Linked DNA regions of Homo sapiens: region 1 is linked to region 2. The links are chromatin contacts, found by Hi-C in ENCODE. All regions are on one chromosome and are shown on one strand. The core of a region is the stretch at or near the end of the contact, and the rest is flanking DNA. Distances in the headings are between cores, read along the strand shown. Region 1 holds the start of MGST2 (microsomal glutathione S-transferase 2). Region 2 holds the start of SLC7A11 (solute carrier family 7 member 11).

Evidence for each region. A loop is a pair of places that touch in the nucleus more often than their neighbours do. Pooled maps may share reads with other maps.
Region 1: a pooled map shows a loop between it and region 2 (5-fold over the local background). The contact joins the promoter of MGST2 here to the promoter of SLC7A11 in region 2. A Hi-C loop is called at or near these places in 6 of 50 pooled maps.

Annotation. Positions count from the first base shown.
Region 1 is chr4:139,662,358-139,667,612 of GRCh38, forward strand. MGST2 (microsomal glutathione S-transferase 2) reads left to right here and starts at 3,462. Exons shown (of 5, transcript NM_002413.5): 1 at 3,462-3,720. The coding sequence starts at 3,663. RefSeq lists enhancers at 3,021-4,220, 3,517-3,686.
Region 2 is chr4:138,238,937-138,243,984 of GRCh38, forward strand. It overlaps SLC7A11 (solute carrier family 7 member 11), which reads right to left and starts at 3,413. Exons shown (of 12, transcript NM_014331.4): 1 at 2,857-3,413. The coding sequence starts at 3,133. RefSeq lists enhancers at 2,759-3,958, 3,428-3,667.

The DNA.
Region 1 (5,255 bases), core at 2,212-4,711, 1.4 Mb after region 2:
GTTTAATATCAAGGTGCTGGCATCTGGTAAGGACCTTTGTGCTATGTCATCCCAAAGCGGGGGGGCAAGAGAGGGCCAAGCTCACATTTATAACAATCCACTCCTATAACAACATTAATCCATTCATGGGAGCAGAGCTCTCATGGCCTAATCACCCCTTATTGTCCTACCTCTTAATACCATTATAATGGAAGTTAAATTTTAACATGAGTTTTGGAGGGGACAAACATTCAGACCATAGCAATTACCAGTATGCTGTTTGTCCTCTTATTTTCCTTTTCATAGAAAAATGTAATAAATGGAACATACTAGAAGGATCTATGGGAACAACATTCAGGGAAAATGCCATTCCTCTTCAACCAATCCAGGGAAAACGTACAGAGAAACTCTAATTTTTGTGAGTTTTTGTTAATGCTATGGCAGTATTTCAGCTGTGGGTCACCTGGAAATTTTATCACTGCAGAAGGTGATAAACATTTCATTATACAATGCTCTATTCTTTTATACTTTCCTAGAGGCAATAACTACATATACCGACAATGAAGATCTTTTTAAATAGACACGTGGGGTTTTGAAGCACTTGAGATTTTATTGATTAATTGATTTTTTATTTTTTTACTTTGTGTCAACCATCTCTTAGAATCTGGATTTGGGGGACTGACTTAAGATTGGCTGGGAGAAGTCAGTAGGGAACCTCAGGATTTGTCCAGAAGCTGGGAAGTTTCATTTTTTTTTTTTTTTTGAGACGAAGTCTCGCTCTGTCACCCAGGCTGGAGTGCAGTGGCACGATCTCAGCTCACTGCAAGCTCCGCTTTCGAGGTTCACGCCATTCTCCTGCCTCAGCCTCCCGAGTAGCTGGGACTACAGGCGCCCGCCAACACGCCCGGCTAATTTTTTTGTATTTTTAGTAGAGACGGGGTTTCACCGTGTTAGCCAGGATGGTCTGGAACTCCCAACCTCGGGTGATTCGCCCACCTCGGCCTCCCAAAGTGTGGGATTACAGGCGTGAGCCACCACGCCCGGCCGGAAGTTGTAGATTTTAAACCAGTTGACTAGTACAGGTGTACCCAAGAGTTTCTCAAAATAAGAGTTACCAACACCCAAAAGTTACAGTCATCAGCCAGGGCCACAATTCTCTGCTCAGCTCCTCCTGCTGTTGTTCCTCTCTTCCCGAGCCGTTCTCTGACTTTGAGAGCCTCTGCCTGTCCCCAGGCCTAATGTAGACCTCTCCTTCGAGATCTGTCATTTGGGAGGTTATTATAGTAGATGGTGATATGGGTTCAGGGCAGCTAGTTTGCAGTTTAGAATCTCTGCCATGTACTGAAGCCCAAAACTATTAAACTGAGTATACAAGAATGTTTTGGTGCTGCCCCAGCTTCTTGGCTCTACTTTCTTATCTAATCTTAGTTGTCAATGATTTCAAGAGCAAACAGCCAAGGAAGCCTGAAGACCAACAGAAACTTTGAGCAGACCTGGCTTGCAACTATTTATAAATTAATTTTGTTATTCCTTCTTTCCTGTATATGTGTAGTTCCATGAATTCTACTTTGAACTGGTTATAACATCTTACTGGTTCCCTCATGAATGAGTTACATAAAAATTTTGATATGTTTTCATTTTATGTTGTATGAAAGGCATGATTTTTGCCTCTGAAAGTATTTTTTAACATTAGGTACATTATATGCTAAGTACTTGTCTAGATACTTTATGTGTTTATTTTGCAGACACACAGAACACATTTGTATATGCCAGGTGCTGTTTTAAGTGCTCTATAAGTATTAACTAATTCAATCCTTAGAATAGGATTATGTCATTTAAACTTCTCTTCAGCTCTTATTAGCCCTATCTTATTAAATGGAGGCTCAGAGAGGCCCAAGGTTGTGTTATTAAATTGTAGGGTCTGTGTGAGGCTGAGGCAACTGCCCTCCCCAGAAGACACTGGGAGCTCCCTGCTAGGGACTAAATGTTTGTGTCCCCTCTGCAATTCATATGTTGAGACCCTAACCCCCAACGTGATGTTATCAGGCATTTGGCAGATAATTAGCTACAGGTGAGGTTATGAGCATAGGCCCCCATAATGGGATCTGTGCCCTTATAAGAAGTGACCAGGAAGCTTACTCTTTCTCTGTCTCCAACATGAAGGTGTCCTTCTGCAAACCAGGAAGAGGGCCCTCACCAGGAACTGATTGGCCAGCACTGTCATCTTGGACTTCCCAGCCTTCAGGACTGTGACGAATAAATTGCTATTGTAAGCCACCCAGTCTATGGTATCTTTGTTATAGCAGCTTGAGCCAAGATATACCCTCTAATGGTGCTGTAGGATGGGGTGAGGAAAGGCCCCCAGCTCTGGTTTTTGGGAAGCTGCATCTTTATTTTTATTATTTGTTTGAGACAGGGTCTCACTTTGTCACCCAGGCTGAAGTGCAGTGGAACGACCTTGGCTCACTGCAGTCTCAGGCTCCTGGGTTCAAGCAATCCCCTTGCCTCAGCCCCCTAAGTAGCTGGGACTACAGGCACGTGCCACCATGCCCTGCTAATTTTTGTATTTCTTTAAGAGATGGGGTTTTGCCATGTTACCCAGGCTGGTCTCGAACTCCTGAGCTCAAACCATCTGCCCATTTCAGCCTCCCAAACTGTTGGGATTACAGGCATGAGCCATCCTTCCAGGCCAGAATCTGCATCTCTAAAGAGCAGATTCTCCTGCCTCAGCCTCCTGCGTAGCTGGGACTACAGGTTCGTGCCACCATGCCCAGCTGATTTTTTGTATTTTTAGTAGAGAAGGGGTTTTACTGTGTTAGCCAGGATAGTCTTGATCTCCTGACCTCGTGATTCACCCTCCTTGGCCTCTTAAAGTGCTGGGATTACAAGTGTGAGCCATCGCGCCCGGCCGGTTTATTTTTTTAAAAATGGCTGGGCACAGTGACTTGTGGCTGTAGTTCTAGCTACTTGGGAGGCTGAGGCAGGAGGATTACTTAAGCCCAAGAGTTGGAGGCTGCAGTGAGCTATGATCGTGCCACCACACACTCCAGCCTGGGTGACAGATCAAGACCCTGTCTTAAAAAAAAAAAGTATGATTATTATCAGAGTCTCTAGGTGACAGTGAGAGGCAGCCTGGTGCAGGGGATAGGGCACAGTTGTAATCTGCTAGACTGGGTTCAAATCCTAAATCGGCCATTCAGAGCGTGAATACATTAGAACTGGCTTAAATTAGCATTTAAAATGTCAACAGGATTAAGTAAGTAGTTCCTTCTCACTTTTTCCACAGGAGGTGAGAAAGGTCTCAGCAAGGCCCTAGGAGGGAAGGGCGTGGGGATGAAAGGGATCCAGAGAGTCTGTGCATTGGCAGAGAAGATAGTGTAACTGGCACTGCGGCTGGAGGGCTGGTCCCACAGTGAGCTACAGCCCTGCCCGCTGGCCGTGGGAGAGGCTTAAAACAAACGCCGGAAGCAACTCCCAGCCCCATAAAGATCTGTGACCGGCAGCCCCAGACCTGCCTGCCTTCCTGACTTCTGTTCCAGAGCAAAGGTCATTCAGCCGCTTGAATCAGCCTTTTCCCCCCACCCGGTCCCCAACTTTGTTTACCCGATAAGGAAGGTCAGCATTCAAAGTCAAGAAGCGCCATTTATCTTCCCGTGCGCTCTACAAATAGTTCCGTGAGAAAGATGGCCGGGAACTCGATCCTGCTGGCTGCTGTCTCTATTCTCTCGGCCTGTCAGCAAAGTAAGAGGCATGGGAAGTTCGTGTGTGTGCGCGTGTGTGCGTGTGTGTGTGTGTGTGACAAGGCTTGCGGGAGAGAGAGGGAGGGAGGGAGATGGGTCCGGTGTTTTGTTTCCTACTTGCCCTTGCAGGTAGCTCTGGGTCCTCAGAGCACAGTCGCCTCAGGGTCACCCATGCCGCCTGCTACCCTCCTTCCCAGGGGCAAGCAGAGACTGAGAACATTCCAGAGATTAGTTCTCCCAACTGGAACGCTGTGGGGCCTCAGAGCTCAGCGATTCTGCATCATCTGTGATTACGACCCACAGCCCGTTCAAACGAGCGTTAGTAGCCTGCTAACCTGCAGGAAGTGGTGTGAATATTAATTACAAGTGTTCCAAAGGAAACGTGCCTGCTTCTAAACCTGGTTGTGATTTCTTGAACGTTGATGTTTTAATTAATGTGTTTTCTTAAATAAACTGCCTATGGTGGTATGATTATCAGATTGAAAAAAACTTCCTTCAGAAATATTAGCTTTAGATTAAGTAATTAGCTCTAAATTTTAAAACAGCTTCCCACTAGGATTATTCAATATCTCGACTGCCTGGTTAAATAGAGGGCTTTTACTCCATGGGAGTCACATTTGCTCAATTCATATTATCTTACCTACAATGTCAGCTGGGGAAAGGGGTCCGAGTGCAAGAGTGCAAGACTTCTTACCAAGCATGCATATTTCTTTATATTTCCAAGTATGCCTGTACCAGGAAATAGGGCCAAGCCGTAGACTGCTCAGGTTACACAAACAGCCAGAAGCAGGAAGGCCTCACAGCTGAGGATCCAGTCCAGGCCTCCGTGCATGCTCAATGTCTTGCCTAGCCAGTCTGTTTTGAGATTGTATGAAGATCTTGAACCTTCAGACTCACGTTTTGTGGTTTGATTCACACAATCTGTTGTGGAGAAGAGCAGGATATTTGTTTCTAATTAAAGAAGCACTTAGATCTGTTAAAAGGAAAACCCTAGACAAATTACATTTAACTGAGTTTAATTGAGCAAAGAACGATTCACAGTTGGGCATGGGGAACCGGAATAGGTTCAGAGAGACTCTGGGGCTGCCACGTGGTAGAAGAAGATTTATGGACAGAAAAAGGAAAGCGACTCCCAGAAAACGGAAGCATATAGTTCACGATGTACGGAGAAACCTTTAGGCTGAACTTAAAATATGTCAGAAGGCAGCTTTAGGCTAAACCTAATTTAGCAGGTCTAAGGCTCACTGTTGGTAGCATCCTGACTCACAGGTGCTACCAAACCTGCATGCGCCTTTATCCTAGGCCTGCAGGTCCACAGATGTCCCAAAGCTGACAGAGGTGCTCATCCTCCCTGTTTGCTGCTTGTGCAGGGGGCTGTGTGAACTGGGGCCAGAATGTTAGGGGGCTGGATGGAGTGGGGGTAGGGGTGGGGAGAGAGGAGAGGAGACTGGGTGAATGATGATTAATGGTGGACAGGGAATGTTTAATGACAAGGTGTTAGGGCCGGGCACGGTGGCTCACCCCTGTAATCCGAGT
Region 2 (5,048 bases), core at 2,163-4,662:
AAAAACAGACTCTAATCAAGAGAGTATAGATTGTCCACAAGAGAAATTCAAGAATCTCTATCATTTTAAAATTTGTACAAATAATTCTAAAGTAACGAGTCTGCAGACTAATATTTGGGGAACACTGATGTATTTCATCTACCTATAACTAATTTTAACTAGTTGCAACTCACTCTCCATGGGGAAACATTCGCCATGTTGGTAGGCTGTCCAGAAAAGGATCCAATATAAAATGTTATTGGGAAGAGTCTTAAGTACCTCAGAATTTATTGTCAGAGAATCAATACCTAGACCTCTATATGCTTTACTGAAACTCCAGGATGGTTGCCCTAGGTTTAAACTGAGTTCTGGGGGAATGATTTTCATTTAAAGGTCTCAAGCTTCATAACCATTTTGCCCAGATGAAAAAAGTTCAAAACAAGATGTAAAAATCCATGTATTGACCCTTCACTTAAAAAAAAAGTATATATATGTATTAAACCAAATGTACAGATTCTTTACAGTTGGTCCCAAAGTTCTAGAGTCTTTTTAAAAAGAAGGATTATTTTTTCTTCAGATTTTGCTTTGCTTGCTGTTACAGAGGCACTCCTGTCCAAAAGCTTCTGGTAACTTAAGTGACAAATGCAATGCAAATAAAGATAAGTAGATTAATACAAGAGCACACTCCCTGCAATTACTAATCAAAGAATACCAACTCAAGTGTAATGTTAGCTAGTCTCCTTAGCTGTTTCTCTCTTTTTATTTTTTTTTGAGCTTTTGCTTCAGATGATATGTAATACTTATGCATAAGCATATTTTCATAGTGCAAGTCAACACACTTTAACTAGTTCAATACTCATACTGATCTATTTTATTACATCTGAATAATCTTTTATTATGTGCAAAAATTGAATCACATAGTGGAAGCTGCATGCACATAAGTACGCAAAGTCCAGTAAACTGGTTGTGGTTTTTCTGATTAGATATTGATTTATTCTGAATATATAAAGTGCTGTAGGAAGATTTAAAGGCTGAGGGTGCACAAAATCATTTAAGATGATCAACAATTAGGTTTCTCTTTTTCTATAAGTGCATATACCAGAGCTATTTTAATATTAATAGTGGCTAAGGGTACTATTAGAGTTTTTCATAATGATATTACTCCAAATTATTTTATAAAGATGGGAAGTAATACTGGGAAATAATGATACACAATTGTTACTGAATATTTAATAAAGCACAAGTTAGTTATAAATAATACCACAAACTCTCTCTAAAAACCCCAAATAATTCCTCTATAAATCTTTCTATACTACTTGTTTTAACAAGTTCTATTTAAAATAACTTCTTCCTAAAAATGGAATTTGAGGACCGGGCGCGGTGGCTCATATCTGTAATCCCAGCACTTTGGGAGACTGAGGTGGGTGGATCACGAGGTCAGGAGATCGAGACCATCCTGGCTAACATGGTGAAACCCCATCTCTACTAAAAAATACGAAAAATAAGCCCAACGTGGTGGCACACACCTGTAGTCCCAGCTACTCGGGAGGCTTAGGCAGGAGAATTGCTTGAACTTGGGAGGCGGAGGTTGCAGTGAGCCGAGATCACACCACTGCACTCCAGCCTGGGCAAAGAGCGAGTCTCTGTCTCAAAAAAAAAAAAAAAATGGAATTTGAGTTCTCTAGATGAGTGTCAAACCAATGATTTAAAACATCACAAGGCCTGAGTAGAAAGAATGAATTGATTGGTACACATGGGAACAGGAGTTAGTACTTGTTAATTAGTCCTAGAGTTAGCGTTAGTACTTGTTAGTTAGTGTTAGTCCCAGAGTTAAGACAAAGAGCAACTTTAAAGTACAGAATCTTTCCCAAGAAGAGTAAATAAATCCTCATAGCATAAATCAAATTTAATGTTTGACAGTTCACCAGTTTTTATCATCTTTACAACAAACTCAGGTAGCTCTCTAGTAATTTGCCTACTCCATAAGGGGGCATTTATTTACCTCTTTACTATTAATTCTCAGATCAATAGAAGAGACATAAACTTTGAAGAAAAATTCATAATTATACTTCTGCCAGTTCCCTTCAGATTAATTTAGTGAACAGGTGGACAAATTCTCTGTGTCCCTGGAGAACAAGTGAAATATAATGAAAAAAACAGATCTGGGCAAGTACAGAAAACTAACGCCCAACTGAAGTTTTAAAACTTATATTGCAAAAGTGTATGGGTATTGAGAAGAGATGAAAGGTTGAAAAGTAATTTGAAATATGCTCAGGCCATTGCAATATACCCCATTATGATAGGGATTGAGTTATGCGCCATCATACATCTCTCCCATGTCAAGGACTTTTGAAAGGATATTAAGAGGTGACAAGCACATGAACTTAAAAAATATTTTTATAAAGACTGCCACCCATTTGTTTGGCTAATAAAAAGTCAGTAAGACTTCTGCTGAACACTCCGTTCTATGTCTAAATAGCCCATGCCAGGTTCCACTTCACAGGTGTCTCATTCAGCATGCCAGCTGCCAGAATGCCCAAGCTAAGTGTACAACTGCCCGGCACAGAAAGTGTGCATGTTTTTTACTGGGTCATGAAAGTTAGCCTTTGCTCTCATCACCACAGAGAAAAGTCAGAAGATAGCCTGTCTTAGTCAGGAAAAGAAAGTACAGCCTGTAGGAAGCAATTTGAGGGTGTTCCAGATCACACCAACAGCGGATGCTGCATCTGGGTAGTTCACGTACCCGAACAAAAATTTTAAAAATTTGGTGTGGCCTTTGCCATCCATTCACTCCTCAAAAACTACCATTTGCTTTCCCAGAAAGCAAGCTTTCCAGCCCCACAGCCACGCCCCCACGAGAGAAAAAGTCGCACTCACCAAATAGTGACAGGACCCCACACACCGTCCAGATGGTCAGAGACATGCCCACGCTGCCCGTGTTCTGGAGCACGCCCTTAGGAGAGATGAAGATTCCTGCTCCAATGATGGTGCCAATGATAATGGAGACTCCCCTCAGTAAAGTGACTTTCCTCTTCAGCTGCACTTTCTCCTGCCCAGGTGGCTCCTTGTTGCCCAGGGAAGGCAGCCTCCCGTTAACATTTCCCTGCAGGTAACCTCCTTTGGAGATGGTGGACACAACAGGCTTTCTGACCATAGTAGGGACACACGGGGGAAAAATAAAACAGAGGGAAAGAAAACAAAACTTTCAACTTTGGTGTCTCTTGGTGTTACTGATCGATGTCTTCCTCTGCTTTCAGACTGTCTCTCTCAGCGCTATAGTGTTCACAGGTGAAAACTCAAAGGTGTGCTTTTTCCTTCACAGCGATCTAATTACTACTCAGAAACACCTGTGTATGCATCGTGCTCTCAATTCTCCACCTCCTCGTTCCACCACTGCTGCTGCTGCTGCTGCTGCCGCCCTATCATTACAAACCAGCTCAGCTTCCTCATGGGCTTGTATTTAAGCGCCTGCCTGTCACACCAACTTACTACAGCTAAATGATGATGCAAATTCTCCAGGTTTGCATCAGCCACATGAGAAGCCTCCAGCATTACTCAGCTCTTTTTTTTAAAAAAAGAAAAAAACAGGAGGAGCTTGTTGCTCAACTGACCTAAGCTTTTTAGAGAACAAAGCACACACTTTAAAGAGATTTTAGCCAATCCAGAAGTAGTAAATTCGGAACAGACCTTCCCAGAGATTTAAAGCAACTCGTAGTGAGCAACAAAAGCTGTTCAAACAAAATGAAACAGGAAATAGTTACTTCATTTTAAGGAGTTTCTTTTTCTTTAATGCGTGTATAAAAACATTTTACATGCGACTGTTTTGTGAGTAGAATGTATCCTAAAGCTACATTGTTTATAACAACACAGTTTGAATTTCATAATTTGTGTAATGCTTTTTATTTTTTTATTTTGAGTTTTTTATAAGGCAATACAGTCAAATCCAATATTTACAAAATTAAAGATTCTACACTTTATACTTCTGTCACATACACACAACTATAAGCCTTCCTCAACATTAAAAGATAAAATTATTTCTTACTACTCATAATAAACCAGTATTTTAAATCACCATCCGAGTGTGACTAATACAAAATTCACCATGACTCCAGAAAATAGTCATTTTCTGATTCTCATTAGCACTAGGTGATTTTTTTGAACTATGTAAAAGATACATATCCTTCATTGTCATGTTGTTCCTTTGAATTACCAAAAAAAATTTCTAAGTTCAAAATTACACAATTACAATTACATAAAAATATGTATATAGCAAAAGCCTGTAAAGGAAAACAGAATGGTAGTTATAGAAAGTAATGATATTATGTATGACTTTTTTCCACATTATATAAACTATTGTTATTATTATAAATTTAAAATGCATTAAAAATGTAAGCTAAATTAAAATATTTACTTTGCAATAGTCAAAAAGGCAAAACATTTTTAAACCCTTCTAACTTTCTCAACCAAGTGTCAAGAAAAAACAAATATGAAAAGAAAAGAAATCCTAGATATCATTTTTGGCTATAGTTACATGTGGTTTTGGATTCAGTGAGAAGAATTGAATGTTATCATTACCCTGAAGCTACCTTTATACGCACCATTAAATAAGCTTCTGAACCTTTGAACAAAAACCACAAACAAAAAGCCTGTGTGCGAGAGGTTGGCAGGGAAAGAAGGGAGTCAAGTATGGTGAGGATGATCAAAGAAAGAAATGAGAAATCGCCATTAGGAAAGTAGCATGGAAAAGGTCAGAACCATTTTCTGTTATGTTGACACCTGAGAAAATGACACCACCTCAATGCTTTGCCATCCAAATAATTGAGGCTACATTTTCTCCTTTTTAAATTATCTATCTAAATTCTATATAATTGGTTTCAGCTACACCAAGTTAAAGTTTTTATAAAACCAAAATAAATACTTTTTCTCAGTTGTTAATGTCTTTCAAAAAACAAAAATGGATCATTTTCCTCATGCAATCCTGCTAAAACTCCCAAAGAAGGAAGCTAAATAGAGATTCTTTTCTTTCCAATTCTCTTCCTCCTCCTACATCTCCTTTCACTCACACAATT